3 separate regions of the Homo sapiens genome follow, and regions 2 and 3 are each linked to region 1. Evidence: chromatin loops called from intact Hi-C (ENCODE). Cell type or tissue: HepG2. All regions are shown on one strand.

What was found. A loop is a pair of places that touch in the nucleus more often than their neighbours do. Peaks named below come from ENCODE experiments on the same cell type or tissue, not always from the same donor. Only the 100,000 strongest peaks of a DNase experiment are listed, where the experiment ranks them.
Region 2: it touches region 1 in a loop (17-fold over the local background); 2 of 110 quality-filtered maps call a loop at or near these places.
Region 3: it touches region 1 in a loop (9-fold over the local background); 71 of 110 quality-filtered maps call a loop at or near these places.

The regions. Positions count from the first base shown.
Region 1 is chr6:1,591,460-1,599,459 of GRCh38, forward strand. No RefSeq gene overlaps it. Among named protein-coding and RNA genes, the nearest start is that of FOXCUT, 10 kb to the right of the region's middle. RefSeq lists enhancers at 2,727-3,244, 4,449-5,002, 4,879-4,928 and a silencer at 6,039-6,273. In HepG2, a CTCF peak has its summit at 4,985 (motif pointing right); DNase peaks (open chromatin) are centred at 4,972 and 6,692; H3K4me3 peaks cover 972 bases; H3K27me3 peaks cover 6,413 bases.
Region 2 is chr6:2,520,717-2,528,716 of GRCh38, forward strand. No RefSeq gene overlaps it. Among named protein-coding and RNA genes, the nearest start is that of LINC02521, 110 kb to the right of the region's middle. In HepG2, a CTCF peak has its summit at 3,609 (motif pointing left); a DNase peak (open chromatin) is centred at 3,595.
Region 3 is chr6:2,740,814-2,748,813 of GRCh38, forward strand. The region is part of intron 2 of MYLK4 (myosin light chain kinase family member 4); the gene reads right to left. Among named protein-coding and RNA genes, the nearest start is that of MYLK4, 6.1 kb to the right of the region's middle. In HepG2, a CTCF peak has its summit at 3,773 (motif pointing left); no DNase peak of the experiment used is centred here; H3K27me3 peaks cover 558 bases.

The DNA.
Region 1 (8,000 bases):
TTTGCAGAACGTAACTACCGCGATCATGAGAATCAGGTGTTGTATTTGGATAGCAATGAACAAAGTTTCTGTCAAGAAAATGTCTTACAGAAGTTGAACAGGATGGTTTCAAGAAAGTGAACAGACTATGGGTGAGCCTGGGTGCTGTGAGATGCCAAACCTGGGGAAGAAAACAGAAGCCGTCATCCGGCTGCCAGGCATTCTTCCTCGGGCCCTTTCTGATAGGGCATGCAGGTAAATGTGCTATTTGCACTCAATCTGCAGCCAGTCTGTCAACCCTGTGTGTGACGCTGTCTTCTTTCTAATTCTTTCTCATTCTACCCTCAGCAGTTTTTTTTTTCAATTCCTAACAGAAACAACCAAATGATGCCCCAGATGCAAAACAGTATTCCCAGCAGGGTGGCTGCCATGCTAAAATATTGTTCTTTTCTCGGCTAATTTGTGGTCAAGATCTACTACATTCGAAACATCATGACAATAAAGTACGGCTGTAATCGCAAGCAGCTTTAGGAAGGTCTGCAGGCATCAGCAGACATTTTTCACACAGCAGTCTCCCCCTTTTCTCTAAAGAATTTTGGAGATCATTTCTGAATGAGGCCAGGCTCACCTAACAGTGGCTGCATCACCTGCAGCTGCGCCAGGCCAGGCCATGCAGCTTCCACTGACTTCAAGGAGAACTGGGCAACATGGCAGAGGGTCGAGTCCACACAGACAAAGCTCCTGGCAACATCAGTCATCACAGCTCAGCCATCATGGAACTCCACAAACACCAGCGTGGCCCACATTCAATTCTGGAGGACAAAAAGCTCAACATCTACAGTCCTACTTCCTTCCGGTATACTCTACCTACCCCTCTCCACACACACACACACACACACACACACACACACACACACACACACACACAGACAAAACATCCTCAGCAACATGGATCTTGCTTAATCTTTAATAAAATACAAGCTTCTTCCCATGCAGCCATAGAAAAGAATGAAATCATGTCCTCTGCAGCAACATGGATGGAGCTGGGGGCCATTACCCTAAGAAGCAGAAAATCAAATATCTTATGTTCTCACTTATGAATGGGAGCTAAACAATGGGCACACGTGGACATAAAGATGGAAATAATAGACATGGGAGACTCCAAAAGCGGAGAGGATGAGAGGAGGGGGAGGGGCAAAAATACCTATTGGGTACCATGTTCAATATTTGGGTGTTGGGTACATTGGAAGCCCAGTTCCCACCATGACACAACAGACCCATGTAACAAACATGCATGTGTACCCCGGAATTTAAAATAATTTTTAAATGTTTAACCCTAATATAATTGTGAGGAAATAATTTAACAAATCCAGATGGTGGCACATTCTACTAGACAGCTGATCTGGACTCTTCAAAAATATCAATAACATGAAAGACCACAAAAAGCAGGGGCTCATTCTAATCGATTTAAACAAAACTTAAATAACATGACAACTGAAAAAAGCATATGCATGCCCCTAGACTCAGCCCATGAGCAGAAGGTTGCAGCCAGGTAAGTCTGATTTTGAGGTATATTCAGTGGAAAAGACACTACAAGGAAAGCGCTTTCTGATCATCCCCCGCCCCCAGGTGCGGCATGCACAGTGCGTGATGTGATGATTCTGCGGCTAGAAAGGGGTACATTCATGGACTGAAAGAGCACATTTTTCCTTTGAACTAAGGAAAAGATCCTTGGGTGATGTTGAAGGCTGTGCGGAGTGTTTGTGAGGAGTGAGGCAATTCCCAGGGATTTTTCTTCTACAAACACACAACGGGGGTGAGAAAATCAGACACAAAGTCAGGCTTCATGAGGCTAAGGAAGAACTTTTCCTCCTTTAGCGAATTTTCTGGAAGCCCTGCCGAGGCTACCCCCACCCCATGAACGCATCCAATGCTTTTGGGAACCTGTGCTAATCTGTCGGGTTTCTGCATATCTCTTTGCCCAACCAAAGGGACCCCAGACCCTGCCACCTTTGTCCGGAAGAGCTGGCCTCGGAGGGACAGAGACTCTGAGCCTGCGTCCCAGGAAGAAAGTCACAGGTAGGAGCTTCGGGCCCCCTCGCTCTCCCCAGCAGCACCACCCACTGGCAAAGGACCCAGGTCTCTTTCTCCAAGGGACAGGGGGGTCGGGAAAAAGAAAAGACAAGACTCTCCTGTGGGAAAGAAACACATGTGAGGGTGCTGGAGGGTTTCCTTCCTTCTTCTGGAGTTTTAACAAAAATAGACTCTGGGATGAGGTTGTAGGACAAGGAAGTGCTCCCTTGCTTGACTGGTGTTCTTTCTGCCCTCACTGGAATCTGCTTGGCAGCCGAGGGCGGTGACGTTCCTGTAGCTTCCGTGGGGAATTCAGGTGCGTGTGTGTGCGCGTGTGTGTGCGTGTGTGTGATAAGCTGTTTTCATTTTACCATCCTAAAAAAAGAAAAAGTCAGACGAAGGCACAGAAAACGGCTGAGGAATTCCTGGCAAGGGCAGACTCACCCACTTACTAGCTTTCCGCTTAGCTTGCCACCGGGACACTTCGATAGTCCAGGAGACAAATCTGCTTCCTCTCTGGGGCTCTCCCGGTTGAGAGGTCGGCGGAGTTAGCCGTCATCTTTCCCTGTAGGTTCTGAGTCTATCAAGGTGCAGCCCAAATGCAGAGGAAGCTCCCGCACCCAGGGTTTCCCCTGGCGAGTGACCGAGCCCCTCTGACCAAACGCGCGCTCAGGCGCCTTATGGATCACACGGTTCCAATGGCCCGGGAGACAAGCAAACGTGCCAAGCGTGGGCTTCGATAGAATACTCGCCTCACCACCGTGGCACGGAGAGAAAGCCCTGATTTCTCTTTCATTCCTAAAGGGCTAGAATTCTGTCGTCTAAAACCTGCCTCATGGAAGCCCGTGGAAAAAACTGCCTGCGGAAGAGACGAGGTTGTGAGCGCTTATAGCACAGATGGAGCAGAGTGACCACAGCTGAGGGAAAACAATGAACTTTATGTTCTTCCAGAACAAATTACACACTCCCCCCAGCCCATAAAGGCTTTTTATGTAACTGCAGTCAGGCAATACCTGGGCAGGGAGCGACTGCGGGGGATCCCACATCCCTGCGCGGCTCTTGCCTCGGGCAGCCCCACCACGCCCCTCCCAGCACCCAGGGTGTCTCGGCCCTGCCCAGCCGGGACCCACCTCGCAGGCCCTTTTTCCCACCGGGATTCAGGCGTTTCATGCTGACTTGGGCCCTCGGGGGCCACGGGCCAAGGGAGGAGGGAGGGGCAGGCACCTCGCCATGGAAGCTGGTCTCTGGAGGAGCCCCCAGCCTGGCAGGGCGCTGGGTGAGACAGGTGGCTGGCCACCAGCCGTGGTGGCGAGGAACAGCGTGGGCTGCAGCGCCCTCACCATAACCGATGGCGACAACTGAGGCAGGCCCAGGACTTAGAAATTAGCATTCAAAATGTACAGCCTAAACACCCTGCACCAAAAGCCCAGCCTGCTCTCTAGGCGTTCCATCAGCCGTCCATGCTGAAATGTCCTTCAACCTCACCGCCCCCTGCAAGCCCTCCCGCTCTCCAGCCGTGCGCAGGCAGGCCACGGTCCCCCCCACCTGTGTCTCGTGTGACAACAAAGCAGAGGAGGAAAGGGAGGGGCTGAGCTTGTCACGGGGGGGTGGGGGCCTGCGACACAATAGCGCGCAGTCCTAGCTGCTTTATTGAGGATACTGTGTTGAATAAACCAATGACTAAGAGAGACGAAGGTGAGCTTTCTGTAATTCCCGGGAATCGTCGGAGGCAGTTACAAACATTTTGTTTTATCAGTTAATTTCACCCATCATGCCCCCTCGTGGGAACCACAATTGAGGTCTCTCCACAGGCTGTATTTTTAGGTGACGCACCCACATCTAAGGCAGCCAGGATGGTCGGAAAGTGTCTGCCAGCAGACTGGGGATCCCCAGGGGCCCCATCAGCCCAGGGCTGCTCCTCAGGATGGCCGCGGGGCCGTGCCGGCCGGGGCACACCAGGCCAGGGTGGGCGGCTGTTCCTGGACCCCAGCGGGCGTCTGCCTCCCCTACAGCGGGTCCGGGCACCCCGGGTCTACTTCCAGTTCAGAAGCGCAGCACTGAGTAGGGTGAGGTGGTCATGGCCCCTTCTTCTCTCAGTGAGCATCTGGACCCTGGGGGCCACGTGCCTCACACAGACTCTCCAGCAGCTGCCTAGGTGTGGATCGCTTTAGGAAACTCAGCTCCTAGCTCCCTAACTTCTGCACACACTCTTCCCTGAAATCACTGGGCCTGAGATTGCTCCTCGGGGCTCTCCTTCCCACCTCCCTCCGCGGGTGCCAGCCTGCACTTTGCAAACCACGGGGGGCTTGCACCTCCCCTGGCCCTCCTCCGCCTTCCCACCCTCTTCTCTCCCCGCCTCCACTACCCAAGTTTACCGTGGAGCACCAAAAGAACAGCTTGGTTTAGGGGGTCTTCTTTGAGGAGGGGTAACAACGGGGTCAATATTAATTTTGGAGATAATGTGAGCCACGCTGGCCAAGCACAGCCCTCAGCCCTTTCAGCAGAGCCGTGTGCTGCACACACATCTTCAGCTTTTCTGGGCCTCCGTTGCCTCTGGGTACATTTGGATTTGAAGCTGGAGAGAACCGAGCAGAAAGCAAGGAAAACGAAGTTCATCGAGGGCTTTTTGGCCCGCGGTAGGGGAACAGGCCCACCGAAGCACACCCCGGTTTCCCACAGTGACGTTCAGCTGCTCTCTCTCCCTCATGAGCTGGAGTCACGCTACGGACCCAGCCGTAAAGCCCTTGCGGTGTATTTCCACTCCAAATGTGGTAGGAAGGTCCTTGGCTTGCAAATGCTTTGTCCTAAGGCTCAAGGACTTCACCTGGCAAACACATCTCACCACCTTGCTGGTGCGAAACCGCCTGGGCTTTCACTCCAGCCGAGGCGAGGCATCTAAGTGCGCTTCTCCGGGTTGCCACTAGATGGCATCAGAGCTCCATCACGGTCCCTGCCCACCGGCGCCTCAACTCAGACTGGATTCCTGCTGGGGAAACCGAAAACAAAAGGAGGGGAGGGGGCGCGGGTGGGAAATAATTTGCCAATACTTTCTTATGAAGTTGAGAAATAACTAAAGCCACCGGTTCCAGTCTTGAAAACCAAGGCCCATTGGCAGTGGGTTATCAGAACTTACTAACTTTAGAGTCACTGAAGTTGGTATACAATGCCCCACTGTTAAATTGGTAAATAATCCAAACAAACAAACACAAAAAACAAGGTCCAATTCTAGCTTATTTGGAATCATAAGAGAACACCATGCATTAAACCCATAGCAACTAAGTTTGCAACAAATAAGTACAAAAGATGGAAGCTCTCTTTAATTTGTAGCCCCAAATAAAATGCCACTGATCGCATCCAGCATGTCTGAAACAGGCTAGTAAATAACGGATTTTTAAAAGCAATTTCTTTTCTGTAGACGCTGATGGACAAGAAAGCTCATCTTGGCTGGAGTTGAACATGGGGAACTTCTTGGTTCCTCTCACTCTTTCCTATTCTCAGAGCCTCTCTTCTGTTTAAGACATCACCTAAGATCCCAGGCTCCTCCTCCCCCTGTTACAATGTGCAGAGTGAAGTTCCAATAGTCAACTTGCCAAGAGACAAGGCTTCATGAAAATTCTCCCCCTGGGAAAGCCAGAGTCATTTGCCCTGGAGGCTCACAGGGACACACACACACACACAACCAGCCCAGAAAAAACAAAAGAACAGCCCTCAACCCTCCTTACCAGCCCCCTCCCCCCAGCTCCAGTTCTGGCCCCTTCCCTGCCTCTGCACCTCCCCACGATAAGCCCCAGAGATAAGATTATGCCAGGTGACAAGGGAAATCCACACTCCCGAAGACTGTGCCCCTAACTATCCCCCCCATCCTCATGTTAATTCTCAGTGCCTTCATTTTGTGAATCAGCAAATGTTATATAAATGATTTACCATTTAAAGGTGCGATAACATCAGACCAGAGGGAGATAAGGGGCTTTGTGTGACACTTGAAGCCATGGTGTTGGGAGTCACGGAGGCTTTCCTTCTCTGGCTTCCCAGGGCTTTAGGCCCCTTGTTTATCTCTTCCTCTCACCAAATTACTTCGGGCCATTTACACGTCTCCTTCCCCCACCAGCTCAGCTTCCTTCTCTTCCCACGCCTTCTGTGAGGCTCTCTGCCTGTCCCACCGCTGGTCCCATGCTTATTGGTGGGGATTTCTCAGAGGCTTCTCTGGATGTGTTCTGAGCTCTCAAATGGCAAACAGTGTTTTTCCAAATTCTGTTTTCCCACTGTGTAATTTTAAAACCTACACAATCATACAAGCATCACCCCCTGACCTCGGCCATCATTTTTATTTTGCATTTTCTTTAACATTCTCCATCCAAATGAATCCATCTGCAGCTCGCCATTCCAGGCTTTGCAAAGTCCTCATTCTTCTTTTTTGGTGTGATCCCATTAAGTTGATGTTTTTAGTAGTGGACATCTAGTTGGCTTAAAATATTTCACTGTTGAAAGCCTCACTTGTGTTTAACATCGAACTCACACTGGAGTAAACTAGTATGATATGCATGTTAGTCATTTATGCATATTTACAAATCTAAATATCTGTTGCGACATATAAAGGATGACTTTTCCTAGACTTCATAGCTCCCTTTGTTTCAAACTATGATGCAATTTTTTCTGAAGCTCATTGAGACGGCTTATACACAAACTATGATGGGGGAGAGGCACAGGCAGGTGCTCTGAGGGGAAGACTTCCTTGGCCCTGCAGGCATCTGAGCCTCTCCCAGCCATGCTGCCCGCCTCTGTCTGCGGCTTCTTTCCTTAGCAGAGTGAGACGCGAACACACGGCTCCCGGCAGCATGGGGACCCTTCGACTCTCGCGACAGAACCATAACTTCAGAGCCCCACCACACTCTCTCACTTGCGGTTTATCCTCGTGTTTTAATTTCCTGTATTTACAGTTTTTCTCAAAGGCATTCCGAAGGTTCTCCATTGAATCATCTCACTAAAACCCCTCTTAAAAGACAGCTCAAACGTCTAAGTTATAAGAGATAGATATGATTCATTCCTTTGAGAAAAAATAAACTGAGGCACAGCTAAGCCCGTCGTGCCCCTGGGCCTGATGGGCCGGCGGGGCCTTGCACTGCCTGGTCTAACCTGTGGCTGCTGGTGACCAGGCTGTGTCCCCCGGACCTCCTCGGCCTTCAATGGAGGAAGGTCAGATTTCTCAGTCAGATTTTGCTTGGAGAGCCCAGCTATTTCGTTCCATTGAAATAATTGGAGAAGTTCTTTTTTCCACAGGCATCCTGCCTGCACTTCATCGTGTGTATTATTTTGGATTTGCTTCAGAAAGAAAAATGGCCTTTCACGGCGTTTACGGAATGTGGGCAGAAATTGGACCGGGCAGACATAGAGCTCCGCACAGAGATGGAAAATATTCAGGGTGAACACGCACACTCGACACCCACGCTCCCGCAGAGAAGCGAGCCCCAGCGCTGGCCCCACACCTGAGTGCCTCCTCCGCCGGAGACCCGCCAGCGGCCAGGCAGCCTCTGCTCCCCAGGCCGGCCTCCGCACCTGCTTTATCCGCCCTTGGGTGGCTGCGATAGGAAGGTCCAGAAGTTTCCTGCCCGTGTGCACTAAAGTGCTCCGTGTGCCTGCGCCCCGGGACCCACCTGCGGAGGCCTGGAGAGGCCCAGCCAGCCCAGTCTCCTCTGCACCTGAGGAAAGGAAGCGGCTGCCCCTAGAACGGAGGAGCTGGCTGAGAAGCTCAAATCCTGGGACCGCCCCCTGCCCCCCTCCAAGTTCTGGATGCCAGTGGGTGCGGGTTTCCCCTGCTGTCTTCACCAGAGGGGCCTTCTCTACGCCACCTCCTCCCTCTGTCCCTTCTCCTCCCCAGGGCCCAGGGTCTCTAATGAAGGAAACGATTACGTCAAAGCAATCAGCACCGAAGTTTCAGAGAGGTCCTGTAT
Region 2 (8,000 bases), 930 kb after region 1:
ATTAAATAGCACTAGAGTGACCTAATCCTTAAGGCTTGATAGGAATCTGTGGAAAATGTCCAGATTTGATGCATTTTGGGGAGCAGATCTTCATTAATTTTAATTCTTCTGTGTTAATTGGTCTGAGTAGATTTTTCTGCTTAGGGATCAATTTTGATAATTAATATGCATTTATTTGTATAACATTTTGACATTAGTCTCTTATAATTTTAAGTTTGTACTCTATTTGCATTATTCTTTCTAAATTTTTGTGTTTGTATTTCTCTCCTTATTCATGCTAATGTTTTTTGATATGAGTTTTACTGAAAGCAACAGCTGAGTTTATTTATGGGTACTACTGATTTTCTTTTTAAAAATTGTTTCATTTCTGTTTTTATCCATAGAAATTACTTCTTTCTGGCCGGGCATGGTGGCTCATGCCTATAATCTCAGCACTTTGGGGGGCTGAGGCGGGTGGATCACCTGAGGTCAGGAGTTCGAGACCAGCCTGACCAACATGGAGAAACCCCGTCTCTACTAAAAATACAAAATTAGCTGGGCCTGGTGGCACATGCCTGTAATCCCAGCTACTACGGAGGCTGAGACAGGAGAATCACTTGAACCCGGGAGGCAGAGGTTGTGGTGAGCCAAGATCGCACCATTGCACTCCAACCTGGGCAACAAGAGCAAAACTCCGTCTCAAAGAAAAAAAAGAAATTACTTCTTTCTGTTTTCCTTACATTCATTCTGTTATTTTTCCTCAAGCTCCTAAAATGCAGGCTTAATGTACTTGCCTTCCATATTTTATTTTTAACAATATGAACATCTAAAGCTACTGTTTTTCTCTGAACGCTGCTTTACTGGCACCCCATAGGCTTATATATATATTGTTCTAATTATCATTATTTTCTAAATATTCTGCAATTTTGATGTTGATTTTGATTTTTCATTGACAGAAGAATTAAAAAAGAGTTTTCAAAATATTTTAGTGGTGGTTTTACTTTATTTATTTATTTTTTGGGATGGAGTCTCGCTCTGTCACCCAGGCTGGAGTGCAGTGGCATGATCTCGGCTCACTCCAGCCTCTGCCTCCCAGGTTCAAGTGATTCTTCTGCCTCAGCCTCCCAAGTAGCTGGAATTGCAGGCATGTGCCACCACGTCTGGCTAATTTTTGTATTTTTAGTAAAGACACGGTTTCACCATGTTGGTCAGGCTGGTCTTGAACTCCTGACCTCAGGCGATCCACCCACCTCGGCCTCCCAAAGTACTGGGATTACAGGTGTGAGCTGCTGCACCCGGCCCTGTTTATTTGTTCTCTAGTTTCTAATTTTATTATTGACTTCTTATTTTATTGAATTATGATAAAAATGTTTGTACATTTTAACTTAAAAACAATTGATGTTTTCTCTCTGCCTGACTTAGTCCATTTTTATGACTATTACTGGATCATTTGGGAAAAGGATTCGTTCATTCTCTAATTTGAGAGTATAGCATCTGACATATAGCAATTAGATCCGTTTCATTACTGGTTTAGGTCTTGTTTTTTTACATTGTATGTGTGCACATGTGCTTGATCTAACATGAACTGAGTTTCCTATTGTCGGTGAATTTCTGCATATTTCTTCTTGCATTTCCTGTGGGTTTTACTCCATCAGTGTTGGTGCTGTGCTGTACGGCGCAAATTCATAACAATTATATCACTATTGGGGATTGCAAACTCCAGCATTTTAAAGTGTGTGTCTTTGTGAATTCTATGATCCTACCACTTAAAGCACATGTGTTTGAGGGCATATTTTTATAGCACAGCTGTTCTGAAAACACAAACCAACCAAGGCCAAGGAAAGACAAGAGCCTGATTCTTTTAAATTTATGATGATAACACTAAAATTCCTTCTACAAAGCGAGCTTCCCGGCCTCAGAAAATGGCTTCAGTTCAAGTAGTAGGATCTTTCACAAAAAAATTCTCTGTCTACACATATTTGAACCTTTCTGACCAACAGCAACAACAAAAAACATAACACAACAATGTAAAGAGCACATTACTCATGACTAATCATCTAACCACAGAGGGAACTTCACTTCCTTCCTTCTTCACCACGTCCCCTTTTCCTCCCCAACCTCGCCCCCCTCTACCTTCTCTCTTGCTGTCTCCTGACGTGTATCCCTTGAATAAATGTGCTTTTTCCAAAGAAGATCGCTCCTGGCTCCTGCTCTCTCGCAGCTACTGACCAGTTGAACTCAGGGCGCTGGGTCCACTGGTGATTATGTGTGGGCTCCCACAGGTGACAAAAAGCCCATCTGGACTGCAGGGTCTTTAAACCCCAACGCTTCACACGTTCAACTTCTCACCCTTGAGAGTCTGTCACTTAGAGTTTTATTTTTCTACTCCCACTCTGTGCCACTCTATCCTGTAGACTCATTTTACAAAAGCAGCAAAATCTAAGTCTGACAGGTAATCCCATCTCTCCAGATTAGATGAGCTGGAAGCAACTTCTTGGCCCTGACATGTTGTGCAGAGGCACACAGCCAACCTTTGAAAGAACAAATGGGGGAAATTTGGAAATAGAGAAAGAGTGATGTCTCATGACTGTTACTATGATTTAGATTAACACATCTTTGGCCTGGGCCCCGGAAGTTGGATTTTCTTACAAGGTGGACATGTATCAACACAGAGCCTGCAGAACACGTAACTGTACAAGGCATACAGTGACCAGGAAGGGCAAAGACTCGCTAGTAGGCAACACTTTATCCTAGGGCACATAAGTATCAGAGAAAGAGGACAGAGCAGTCCTGGAGTCTTTCAAGTTGGGTCAGATCACCATAGATTTTGAACAAAATTAGTATCTTGGAGTTTATGATGACTGGGTTATGAATGCACCTATTAGGAAAATAGCCTATAATTTTTAGAAACCAGAAGCAATTGACGATTATGGATGTTTTAGTATTTTATTATGAGATATTACCTATTGGAATTTTTTGTTTGGGGAATTTTAGCAAGATATTAAATCAAGAATAGATAAACATCCAGATTATTGGAAAACCTTGGTGATGTAATTTCAGGGTCACTTTGCTACGTTAACTCATGGAGCATCATCACAGTACTACCAGAAGCAGGGAGCTGGGCAAGGTCCTGCTTGTTTACTTGCCTAAGCATAATGGCTGAATTTTGGAAATGATGAACAAGTAAGCTTGAAATCAATCCCCAGTGACCTTCGAAAACATATCACTAAATTAATATTCACCAGTAGATATCACGCATGAAAGAACAGACACATCATTTCTGTTTCTGATGGGGTTGCAATGACAAACTTATAGATGGGAACAAAGAGCTAGCCCTTCACCTCAGAATTGCTGCAAAAACATCAAAACATTCTCATTTGATAGCTGTCAAAGACCAAGCTAAATGAAGATATAGACAGGTGGTTTCAAAGTTTGTTAAATATCTTTGCTAAATAATATTAGCAATGGCCCTTGTCAACTGGAAGAGATGCCCTAACCCACCACCTAACTGCCTGCCAAAAATGGGGAACCAACAGTGTAAACAGATTAAAAGTGCAGGTTCTGGAATGTGATGACCTGGATTTTGAACCACATGCTTTCTGCTTTGGCCTTGAAATGTTATTTTACTCCTTCCTCCTGCAGTGCCCTCTGCTGACAGAGCTGAGCATTGTGTCAGGAGAATATCAACAGGGACCAGCTCCAGCATTGCAAGACAGGCAAAGAAGAGTGTGTTTGGAGCCAAAGTGACACCTGCCACAAGCTGGGCACTGCTGTCTATAGGACCTCATACTCCACTGTAAGGACTTTTACAAGAGCAAGAGGGCTTCGAGCAGAAGAATGACACAACCTTATTCATACTTTCAGCAGGATGATTCTGGTTCCCGAGCTGAGAATGGACCAGAGGAAGGCAAGGTGGAAGCTGGTGAGGAGGCTGTTGTGTTAATATTGCAATAAGAATTTAGCAGGCTGTTTAGCATTTATGTAATAAAGATATTCCTATGGGACTGTTACGATATCTTACCTAACCATCACTGCTAACTCTAAGTCTAAATAAGAAATAAGTATTTTTTAAAGAACATTAAAAAAATCAATCACCACAAAATACATGCCGACTTTCATAGTAGGTGATTATGATTATATTGCAATATAAACTCAAAGTAAACCAAATCAAACAGACATTTGGTGTTTTGATTTTTTTGGCAAAGTGATTTCTTAACATCTCTATTTTGAAAATTATTGAATCTTTTTGATTAGTAATACATTCACATCGTTTTCAAAATAAAACAAAGATATGCAAAAGTATTCAGTAAAAAGTCTTTCTTCTGCCTTTATCCACTATGTGTCCTGTTCCCATAAAACTTTTGTTTGCCAGTGGTTTGGATAAAGAAAATGTGGTACAGGCCGGGTGTGGTGGCTCATGCCTGTAATCCCAGCACTTTGGGAGGCTAAGGCAGGCAGATCACTTAAGGTCAGGAGTTTGAGACCAGCCTGGCCGACATGGTGAAACCCCAACTCTTCTGAAAACACAAAAATTAGCTGGACATGGTGGCAGATGCCTGTAATCCCAGCTACTAGGAAGGCTGAGGCACAAGAATCAATTGAACCTGGGATGCAGAGATTGCGGTGAGCCAAGATTGAGCCACTACACTCCAGTCTGGGCGATAGAGCAAGACTCAATCTCAAGAAAAAAAAAAAAGAAAGAAAATATGGTACATGCACACCATGGAATGCTATGCAGCCATAAAAAAGAATGAGATCATGTACTTTGCAGTATCATGGAAGCAGTGGAGGCCATATCCTAAGCAAATTAATGCAGAAACAGAAAACCAAATATAGCATATCCTCACTTATATGTGGGAGCTAAACGTGGGGTTAATAAATACTGGCAATTCCAAAAGAGGGGATGAAAGGAGGGGAAGGGTTGGAAAACTACCTATTGAGTACTATGTTCACTACTTGGGTGACTGAATCATGAGTCCAAATCTCAGAATCAAACAATATGCCCTTGTAACAAACCTGCACATGTACCCCCTGAATCTAAATTTAAAAATAAAAACTTTTAATTTTTTTTGTATCTCTTTCCAGAGTTTTTAAGCATAAGTGTTAGCAAACACAAATATATATTATTATCTCCCCTTTCGGTTTTACGCAAAAGGAACATACTATGCACATACTTTTCTTCACCTTGCTTCTTCACAAAATTTTGTATCTGGATATATTTCCATATCATAGGTATAGAGAGCCTCTTCATTAAAAAAAACTGTATGTACCATACTGTATTTAAATAAACCTTGCTAATGGAAATTTTAGAGGTTTCCAATCTTTTATTACTACCAACAATGCTGCCATGAGTTACCTTGTAGATATATGTCAGTTTTTTGCACATGTGCAAGTATATCTGTAGGATAGTTACAGAAGTGAATTACTGGGTCAAAGGGCAATATGCATTTGTAATTTTGTTTTATTTTTATTTTGAGACGGAGTCCTGCTCTGTCACTCAGACTGCAGTGCTGTGGCGTGATCTGGGCTCGCTGCAAGCTCCGCCTCCTGGGTTCACGCCATTGTCCTGCCTCAGCCTCCCAAGTAGCTGGGACTACAGGTGCCCGCCACCACACCCAGCTAATTTTTTGTGTATTTTTAGTAGAGACGGGGTTTCACCGTGTTAGCCAGGATGGTCTCAATCTCCTGACCTCGCGATCTGCCCACCTCACCTCCCAAAGTGCTGGGATTACAGGCGTGAGCCACTGTGCCCAGCCACATTTGTAATTTTGATAGCTGTTGCTAAATAGACCTTCACTGGGGCTGTAGCAATTTAGACTCTCCCCACAATGCATGAGAGTGGTTTCCCCACAGCTTCTACCACGAGAAAGATTAGCAACTTTTGGATTTTTGCCAGTTTGATTTATGAAAAATTACCTCGCAGTATAGTTTTACTTTGTATTTCTCTGATAATAAGTACAGTGAGCCTCTTTTCTTATGTTCAACAGACAAGTACTTTTCCTTTTTTTTTTTTGAATTGTCTATTCATATCCTGTGCATGTCTCTACTGGGTCATGGATCTTGACTCTGTGTTTTTAACACAATTGAGAAAAGTTAAGCACTATATATTATTTTGGGTCTAAAAAATTCCATTGCATTTTTAATGTTGTAAAACTTATACTAAGTCTGCCGTTTTAATACTAGTAAATATGTCTTACTATACTACAAAATACTCTTTGTTCAGAGGCTGAAATTAGCAATTTCAAACATGGCTCATATGTATGCGTGTGTGCATATAATGATGTCCTTCTTATAAAGTCACATGAGGCCATAAAACTTTACTCCAAAAAGGGAAACTGAACTCAAATGAGGTCTCTGGAATATAGCTATTCTGAGGCTTAAAAATAAGGTCCCAGATTAGCCTAAGCATCGCTCACTTGAAGGGGATAGCCTTTTTAATTATTTTAAGCCCATTTGTTGAACAGTTTCCAGTCTAAATCATTAATATCAAACCAGATTCCTGCGTTGGCTATTTGATTAGTGTACAGTGCATTATATGTGTATTAAACTCCACTTTATTAATGATTTTTAAAAGCACACTAGACATGATGAAATAGAATGTCAGAGCTGGAAAGACCTCTGTCATCTTGTCTAAACCCCTTGCTTTACATAAGCTATTAATATGGGTTTTTGGTTTTTACTCCTCTCTCCTTATTTTTCTTCAACTTTTAAAATGTTTTTAATACTTGTCATCCTAACATCTGGTTATAAGTACCCTTAACTTCCATGTTGTATAGATAAAGTCTTTCTTGCCTAATTCTTGGCTACTCTAAATTTTAGTGGTCACTAGAAAAAGTTCTCTATGGCAGAGGTCTATTTTTTTAAGTGGATAAGCTTCAGTTTCCCCATGGGTCAATTAAGAAATTTTTATTAGAAGTCCTCTAAAGTTGCTTCAGCTCCAACCATCTATAGGCCTATGAGAGAATAGGATGGATTCTTCCACTTTCCCTAAGGAAAGGGCTGCCCTGCTTTGGGGCAAAGTTAATATTTCTGTGTAGCTTTGTTACATTCTATTTCCTGAGGTCATAACAGTCTGGGTTCCAATTACATTCCTAGAATAATGAGCCTGTTACAGTAAATGAACATTTTCAAGTGCAACTGAATAACCACCTATTGAGTGTGCTGGCACCTAATAATTTTCCCCTTGGCAGAGGAAAGAAGTGGGCATTTGGGTAATGGGAGGTAGTTTGTGAAACGTGATAGAGAAAAGGATGATGAGAATCTGAAGCAGCTCTCCACACCTTGCAGGGCCTCTGCTTAATCAAGGCAGCTGGGAGATGAAGGCGATGGACCCTTTCTGCAAAGGTGGAGGCCCCTGACTCTGCACCACCTCAGGGTTGGCACTAACCTGACCCCAGAAGTCATCTAATCCAAGTTTGTCTCCTTTCTCCTTTTTAAAGTTCTGATTGATATCAAATGACAAACCAGTATCCCGACTGTGTTAGATGAGAGCTATCTCAAAGAAAGGGGCTGGGTCAAGAAGCCTGTGTTGGGAGAGTAAGCCTTAGCAAGAGATATTTTTTAAAGTGTTAAAACCATGATTTTCAACAAAACGTGCTCTATGTAACAATATTTATTGCCCTTTGGCTTTGTGGTATTTTCATATGGTTTTTATCAAGGGAACTTTGTGACTGGACATACACAAGGCAAGCATTCTGTTCAAACAGCAAAAAGAACATTGGTCCGTGACCATTAGCGTAGCAGGTCCTGATGAAGGAATTCCCCTCAATGAGAAATGAGGCAGGCCCCCAACCAAGGACAGAAAGGAGGAACAGTGTCAGGGCATTGTCATCCACAAATAGCTATGTATATTTTTTTCTTACCAAACAATTCCTAATCTTTCAGACTTCCACATCATATTGGAAAGAACAGTATGTCTTTTCTGGCTCCACAGTTTTCTCTGTGAATTTGCACAAGCTCCCTCTCTGTTCTGTATCAAGGTGGACTACCCGAGCTCAGTCAAGTAGTAGCTCCATTTGCAA
Region 3 (8,000 bases), 1.1 Mb after region 1:
GGAAGTGGACTTTGTTGTTGTCACCATGTGGTGGGCAGAAAATGACAAATAAGTGAAAGGGCCAAATACCACAGGGCAAAGACCTGGAATAGCTTCCTGAGTCGGATGTCCAGAGACTGACTTTGGGCCACTTCATTGCAAGAGACTTTAGGTGGTTTTAGATCATACAGTAACAAACCGTTTTTAAAACTTATGTGTGTGTTACTGTGCATTAGAAATCTATAAATAAAACATCAAAACCATGATTTCACTTTATTTTTGCTTTGGCTAAAAATGTTTTAAATGACTCATATGAAAAATATTAATAGGAATAAAGATAGCATGTAAATATAGCAAAAATCATGATAGTGGTGTGTGAAAAAAAGATCTGGGAAACTAATAGATAAATGTGCCTTTTATAACCATTATGTTTTAGGTAAGTGGATAGGATCGTAGTTTGGGCATCTATATTTAGGAATTTTGTTATCAAGTATGCTAACCATTCTCTTACTTAGGTACACAGACTTGATTTGCCACATTTGTATTTTTGACGACGTTGTTCTAACTTTCAGGGAGAGCAAATAAAGGTCTTTTTCTCATATTAAAACAACAGAAATGGCATAAAACTATCATAATTTTAATTACTCTAAGAAGCTGAAACAACATACACATAAGTTGACTCATCTGTGCATTTGGTCAAGGACACTCAGAATTTACATGGGCAGGTACCTATACACAGTACATTGGAAAACCTTTTTACTGCTCTCTGTCTTGAATGGATATAGAGCACATTCATATCATAAATAGGATTCACTGATACCTCTAGAAAAGACAGTTCTTAAAACTGCTGTGCTTGTAGATATTTCAAAGACAATAGTTTGCTCACATTTCTAAATATTCATTAGCAATAAGAAAAGCTATGAGGACATGTTGTACACTCTAATTTAGGAGAGATTTTCTTCATGGCTAAAAAGTTGCAAAAACATTCTGAAATATACATCCACAATACTCCTAATTAACTCACACAACTTGTTGGCCTTTTCACTGGGAAATGCTCTGAGGGCTACAATCTCATAGCTTGAGTGAGTAACACATTCTTTTCCACATGGAAGATGAAAGCCCTTAGTATTTCCCATAGGAGAAATGTAGTCCTCTTGGCATCTCCCACAGGAGATACGATAAACAGCGAAAAATGATTAACACTTGGGCAACAGTGACTGCCTAAAAACACAGACTTAACTATGATGTTAGGTCAGACCTAAAGAGAATTATAATGTTTTATGATTGCTTACTTAAAAAAAAAACTCTTCCTTTCTTCCATCTCTTTCACTTTGTCCTCAACTAAGACAGATCAGATGATTGACAAGCCATTCCAAGATTGGGCAATTCCTCTTCATATGAACTTGATGCTCCAGAAATATTTGCTGTGGAAAGGTCCCCGGGAAAGGCGCAGGCCATGCGGAAAGGCTGACTCCTAGAGCTCTCCGACTTCTGAACACCAACAAGATGCCGAGTTGGTGGCTTCTTGTTGAATAAGAATAAATAAGGCATTTGACCCAGCCATCCCATTACTGGGTATATACCCAAAGGATTATAAATCATGCTGCTATAAAGACACATGCACACGTATGTTTACTGTGGCACTATTCACAATAGCAAAGACTTGGAACCAACCCAAATGTCCAACAATGATAGACTGGATTAAGAAAATGTGGCACATATACACCATGGAATACTATGCAGCCATAAAAAATGATGAGTTCATGTCCTTTGTAGGGACATGGATGAAATTGGAAATCATCATTCTCAGTAAACTATCGCAAGGACAAAAAACCGAACACCGCATGTTCTCACTCATAGATGGGAATTGAACAATGAGAACACGTGGACACAGGAAGGGGAACATCACACTCTGGGGACTGTTGTGGGGTGGGGGGAGGGGGGAGGGATAGCATTAGGAGATATACCTAATGCTAAATGACGAGTTAATGGGTGCAGCACACCAGCATGGCACATGTATACATATGTAACAAACCTGCACATTGTGCACATGTACCCTAAAACTTAAAGTATAATAATAAAAATAAATAAATAAGGCATTTATACACAGGTGTAGGGATAGATTGTCTAACTCCCCTAGAGAAATTTTTTTAACTGCATGCATTGTCAATGGGGCAATAGCACCCCAAAGGAATGAAAATTGGTTCTTCTGGGGGCATGTGAAGAAAATCTTACTCTTTTTACGTATAAAGCACAGAGGTACAAACAATGCATCAACAGCTATGCAGTATACATGTGGTATTAAAATTTAATGGGAGGAGTCAACTAAGGGGAAAAAACCCTAAAAAGTCTAGGAGGGGGTGGATGATAATGAAAACAAGGCTGAGAAACACCGCCATAAACCCACCTTCAGACAGGAACAATGATTCAGACTGTTTTCCATAGTGCTTTCTAAACTGTTGTATATTGTTTTAAAAATAATTTATCATATGCTAATTGATAAGAGAGTCAAATATGTGCAAAGAGCTGTCTTCCCCAAAATGAATACCCTCTCTTGAAAAGTGCTAAAATTCTTAGAATAGGAATTATTTGTCTTCTTCCAGAATTCTGCTACGCTTCTGACTGAATTCCATTCCTGGAATAGCTATGGTGTTACATGAAATGCATTATCAGGCGACAGCTCAAAGGAGAAAGCAGAGAAGGCTATGCTCAGAAGGGCTGATCACTGCAGGTGCTGTGTTTGCAATCGATTTCTTAGTAAGAGTAGAAGCACTTTTGCTTCTGTTTTATTTTCTTTTCATAAGTCATATAAGAAGTAGGAGAAGGAAGAGATACGGACATTATTTTTAGCTCTCACAAACAAAAACAGATCACTAACTTTAATATGCACAGGGAATCCCTGCCCGTGAGGTTCCCCAAAAGTTGGTGCAAGTGTTTGAAATGTGCCACATGCCACTATTATTACCTCAACTGCCCCTAAGACCAGGGCCCTGGGCAAAGATTCAGCCAGGGCATGCATTCCATTTACTTTGGCAAGCGTCACTCCCAGGTTGGAAACATTCGAACAAAATGAATCTGTCTTAGATAAAGGTGATTTTACTACCTGCACGTCCTCAAGAGCAGGAGTCTGCCAGTGGCCTCCCCGGGTCATCACGAACCGGATCAAGCACCAGAGAACTGAAGACGAGAGAAGGCACACGCTACCTACAACCCAGACGTCTTTTCTTCTGAGTGTGAAGTCCATTCTTTGGGAGCAGCTGTGGATGTTGCTTGGCTTATATGTTCCTTCCCTGCCCTGATCTAGCACCAGCACTTCTCAAGCAGTGTCACCCTTTGCTCTGCCCTGAGGAGTGGGTGTCACCGAATTACAGAGGGTTCTTGCAGAGTCCTGCACTGGACGTCTCCAGTTACGTGATCAGCAAATAATCTGCCTCTTTAAAAGGAAAAATACGATGGCCTTGTGTGACAGATCTGAAACAGGTGTAGGGGCATTGGGAGACTGCTGGCAATAATTTACGACGCTGTGAATGCGTATTTGTTCCCAGTTCAAGGACAATTAGCACCACTGTATCTGGCAACTGCTGGCTGCCGAGGCTGGGCCACTGCCAGGGAGCTTTCTCCTGCCCTTACAGGGTGAGGAGCACAGGGATGGAGGTGGCGAAATGCAACTTGAAAAATCACAAAACCTCTGCCCTCAGCCTTGTTATTTTGAGATCTAAGTTATAGTCATTACGGATGGTGCTGATGGTACAATTTCACAGCAGATGGTCAGGAAATGCCACCTGGTGTTAAATCCACCAACTGCAATCAAAATAGGAAAATCCACACTTTACTCCAACCCACTGTCCCTCTGCACATCCTGTTAATAAATATTTTGCTTTGCTTGGTCTTGGGAGCATTTGTACCGGGCATTTAAACACTCCAGGGACAGTGGGGTCCCGAGTCTGCTGGGGCCATGCTTGTTTCTACCCCCACAGCTTTGGGATACCCCCTGGTTGGGATATGGAAGAACTTAAGCCAGGTTTTAAAAAGGAATTATTCCCTATGAAGGAAGGCTTTCAAACACAAATCAACAAGGGTTAGGATAAATTCAGAAATGATTTGCTTAGGGGTCTTCCAGGCGCGGATGTGGAACGGTGGGCTATGCTGACATATTTTTGTAGAGTGAGCATTCACAACCTGTGTCCTACTTTTATACTTGGGACCATGCCTTTTGGATGGAGGATGAGTAACTAGGGGTGAACAGGCAGGTGGGGAAAACCAACGGAGGAGGAGGAGAGCACAGACAACCCCGGGCCTCAGGAGCAGGGATGGGGGTGGTACACCGAGGAAAGCAGTGAGAAGCACGCAGGGCCGAATGGTTGGCTGAGAATATCACCAGGCACATTTGTGTTTCATTAAGCAAAGGGGTGTGGGGGTGTATATGAGACAGAGATCCTACTAAATATTCAAGTAAATCTGGGGGAAATACAACACGAGGGCTATTTACTATATAGATAACAGAGAACTGACAAAAGAAAAAAAACCCAGATTCAACTGTACAAAAATAATACTAATTATAGTTATGAAACCTGTTCATCATTTATAACTTAATGGTATGGACACAGTAGCTATCGAGCTCATCACTCATATGAGTCAGACCAATTTGGTCTTGTAAATTTTACTTGATTTCAACACCACACCGTGTACGTATGTTTAGATCTAGTTTATTATGGCATATGGTTATCTGCTGAAAACTTTTAAAATTTTACACAGTAGGTAGAATTTAGGTGATTTTGAACAGCCTTTGGAACATAATAGAATAAGAAAAGTCATTAGAAAACAGAATAAAAAGGAAAGTAGGAAAAATAGGCCACACACAGCAGCTCATGCCTGTAATTCCAGCACTCTGGGAGGCCAAGGTGGGAGGATCACTTCAGCACAGGAGTTCAAGACCAGTCTGAGCAACACATGGAGACCCCTGTCTCTACAAAAAAATACAGAAAGTAGCCATGGGTGGTGGTGCATGCCTAGTCCCAGCTACTTGGGAGGCTGAGGCAGGAGAATCACTTGAGCCAGGGAGGTCAAAGCTGCAGTGAGCTGAGATCACACCACTGCAATCCAGCCTGGGCGACAGAGTGAGAAGCTGTCTCAAAAAAAAAAAAAGAAACAAACAAACAAGAAAAATTAAAAGAACAAGGCCGGGCACGGTGGCTCACGCCTGTAATCTCAGCACTTTGGGAGGCCAAGGCAGGTGGATCATGAGGTCAGGAGTTTGAGACCAGCCTGACCAATGTGGTGAAACCCCGTCTCTACTAAAAATACAAAAAAAAATATAAAAAAAAATGAGTCAGGCGTGGTTGCGTGCGCCTGTAATCCCGGCTACTCAGGAGGCTAAGGCAGGAGAATTGCTTCAACCTGGGAGACGGAGGTTGCAGTGAGCTGAGATCGCACCACTGCACTCCAGCCTGGGTGACAGAGCAAGACTCCGTCTCAAAAAAAGAAAAAAAGAAAAAAAGAAAGAAAGAAAAATTAAAAGAACAAGAACTACTTAAGTAGAAGGAAGAAAAGAAGGCTATGAAGTGTTTCATAAACTCAGTAAAACATAGAGGAAAGAAGGAAGATGGCTAAAAATGAATTCAGTAGAAGAAAAATAAAAGAAATAGAAAAATCTGATTAAGAGCAGGAAAACAAAAAGAATCTGAGTTTTATCAAACTATTTTAACAAATATAAGTTGTTAAATCTATATAAAATTCTTCCCCTATTGGGACTGGAGAGTAGTTCCAGACTCTAAAGAAACTGCACTGCAAGCTTCCAGAACAAAGCTTTCATGTCACCAGAGTCTGAAATTCAGAGTACATTCTTTCCAGTGCACCACAGGGGATGTTTCTACTATGATTAGCCGTGCTAATCCCCTCAAAGAGAGAAGGGATGAGAGAGAAAGGGGAATAGGTGGAGAAAATCGACAAGCATGTTTTTATAGTCCCTGGAGAGAAAAGCGTGGCATTTTAAAGATTTACTGCTGCCCCAGCAGAAGATGAAGACGTGTTAATCTAGCTCTGTCTGCATACCTGAAGACATCTGAGCTGCTGGAATGTCCTTCTCCACCCACCCGCTGCCAAGCCTGCTGGCTGCCCTGGCACCCACCAACTAGGCAGGCAGGGGCTCCAGGCCATGGAAAGGAGAACTCTGTGCCTCTGACACATGCACCTATCCATTCTCCACGTGGACGGAGAGAGACAGGGAAATTTATTGCAGACATCTCTAGGCCCTTCTCCATTTACAAGTAAGAAATTGAATGGGACACATGGAGCTCCTAGTGATTCCTTCCCACCTTCCACAGGGTGTCAACTGCAGGACGGAAGCCAGGAGGCCCAAGTTACAGAAGGGATATGAGACTTACTATAAAGGACATTCTCTGATGGTTTCTAGGGGTTAAATAGCAGTCTCAATTTTTCCCTCAAAAACACCCTAAAAATATTTAACTTCCAAATCATCAACTTCTGGATGTAGTTGGCTGCACAAAAGTAACATCCCTACATATATTTATGTTCCAACTTAGCACTATCGCACTCTTTTTTTTTATCTTCAGAAACAGGGTCTTCCTCTGTTGCCCACGCTGGAGTGCAGTGGTGTGATCATAGCTCACTGCATCCTTGAACTCCCGGGCTCAAGCAATCCTCCTGCCTCAGCCTCCCAAGTAGCTGGGACTACAGATGTGTGCCACCATGCCCGCTATTTTATTTGTATTTTTTTATTTTTGTAGAAATAGACATCTCACCATGTCACCTGGGCTGGTCTCAAACTCCTGGCCTCCAGTGATTCTCTTGCCCCAGCCTCCCAAAGTGCTGGGATTACAGGTATGAGCCATGTGTCCTGCTTATCTCACTCTTTAGAGTGTTGCCCATTTATAAAAATTGTATCATAGATTTTGGAGAAAAACAGTACTTGAAAGATAATGAAATTCATATAAACTATTACAGTTAGTTGATGATTTCAAAGTTCTCCAAGAAGAATATTTTGTCTTCTCTGTCCTACCGAAATTAATAAACAGAAAAAATTATCCTGTTTGTACCACTGAAAACCCTAATGAGAAAGTCATGTCTCACTTAATTTTGCCTGTAGATATTTCTCCTTGGTCTATATTGAACTCATGGGGAAAGCAGAGGTCTCAAAAAAATGTTTCAATCTGATTCATTTATTCTCTCCAGCACATTTTGTCATTTCTTATTCACTTACAATAAAAAGCCTCCTAGACCTTTTATATACAATCTCTCTATTTCATTGTCTATTGCATTGTTAGAAACGCCCTTCCTACCTGAATAGTGTTTTTTAGAACAGTAGCTGGGCAAAGAAGGATGTTTTCCAAACCTGCCTGATAAGAATCACTTGCTCTGATTATCAAAAATAATGGTTCCCAGCCCTCAACCAGAATTCACTTAAATAGATCTGTGCATTCCAAAAACACTTTTGGTGCCTATTTGTTTCCGTTACTAGGAAAGCAACTGAGGAAACATGAACAAATAACACGAGGTTTCCCAACCTTAAGGAGCCTTGTCTAGAGAAAGGTGATCAACATGTTCAAAACCACCACATGTGCTGGAATGAAGGCACGGGCAAAATGCTTGATGCTCCCACCGGGCAAGGAGCCAACGGATGATGGGCAGGAACTGACTGGGCCAAGGCAGGGGAGGTAATTGCTGCTGCCGCTAACACATATTAAATGCTGACTCTAGTGACAGATACTAGGCGGAGTGCTTTACAGACGTGATCACACTTAATTTTCACAATTGCTATTATCTCACTAATTCAGATGTGGCAAGCCCTTGGTTAAATTAATATTTTTCCCAAGAACGAGCAGCTGGAATGGGGCTCAGAACTCTCGTTCTGCACAGAGGAGGGTACAAGCCCCACCGTCGTGCCATCAGCAAGTCTTTCTTGTCCCTTCTCTGGACTTCACTATCAACAGCTCTGCTGTCTACCGCGTGAGGAACTCAAGATCTGAAGGAAAAAGGAGAAACTTCTTTCTGCAGAACAGTGT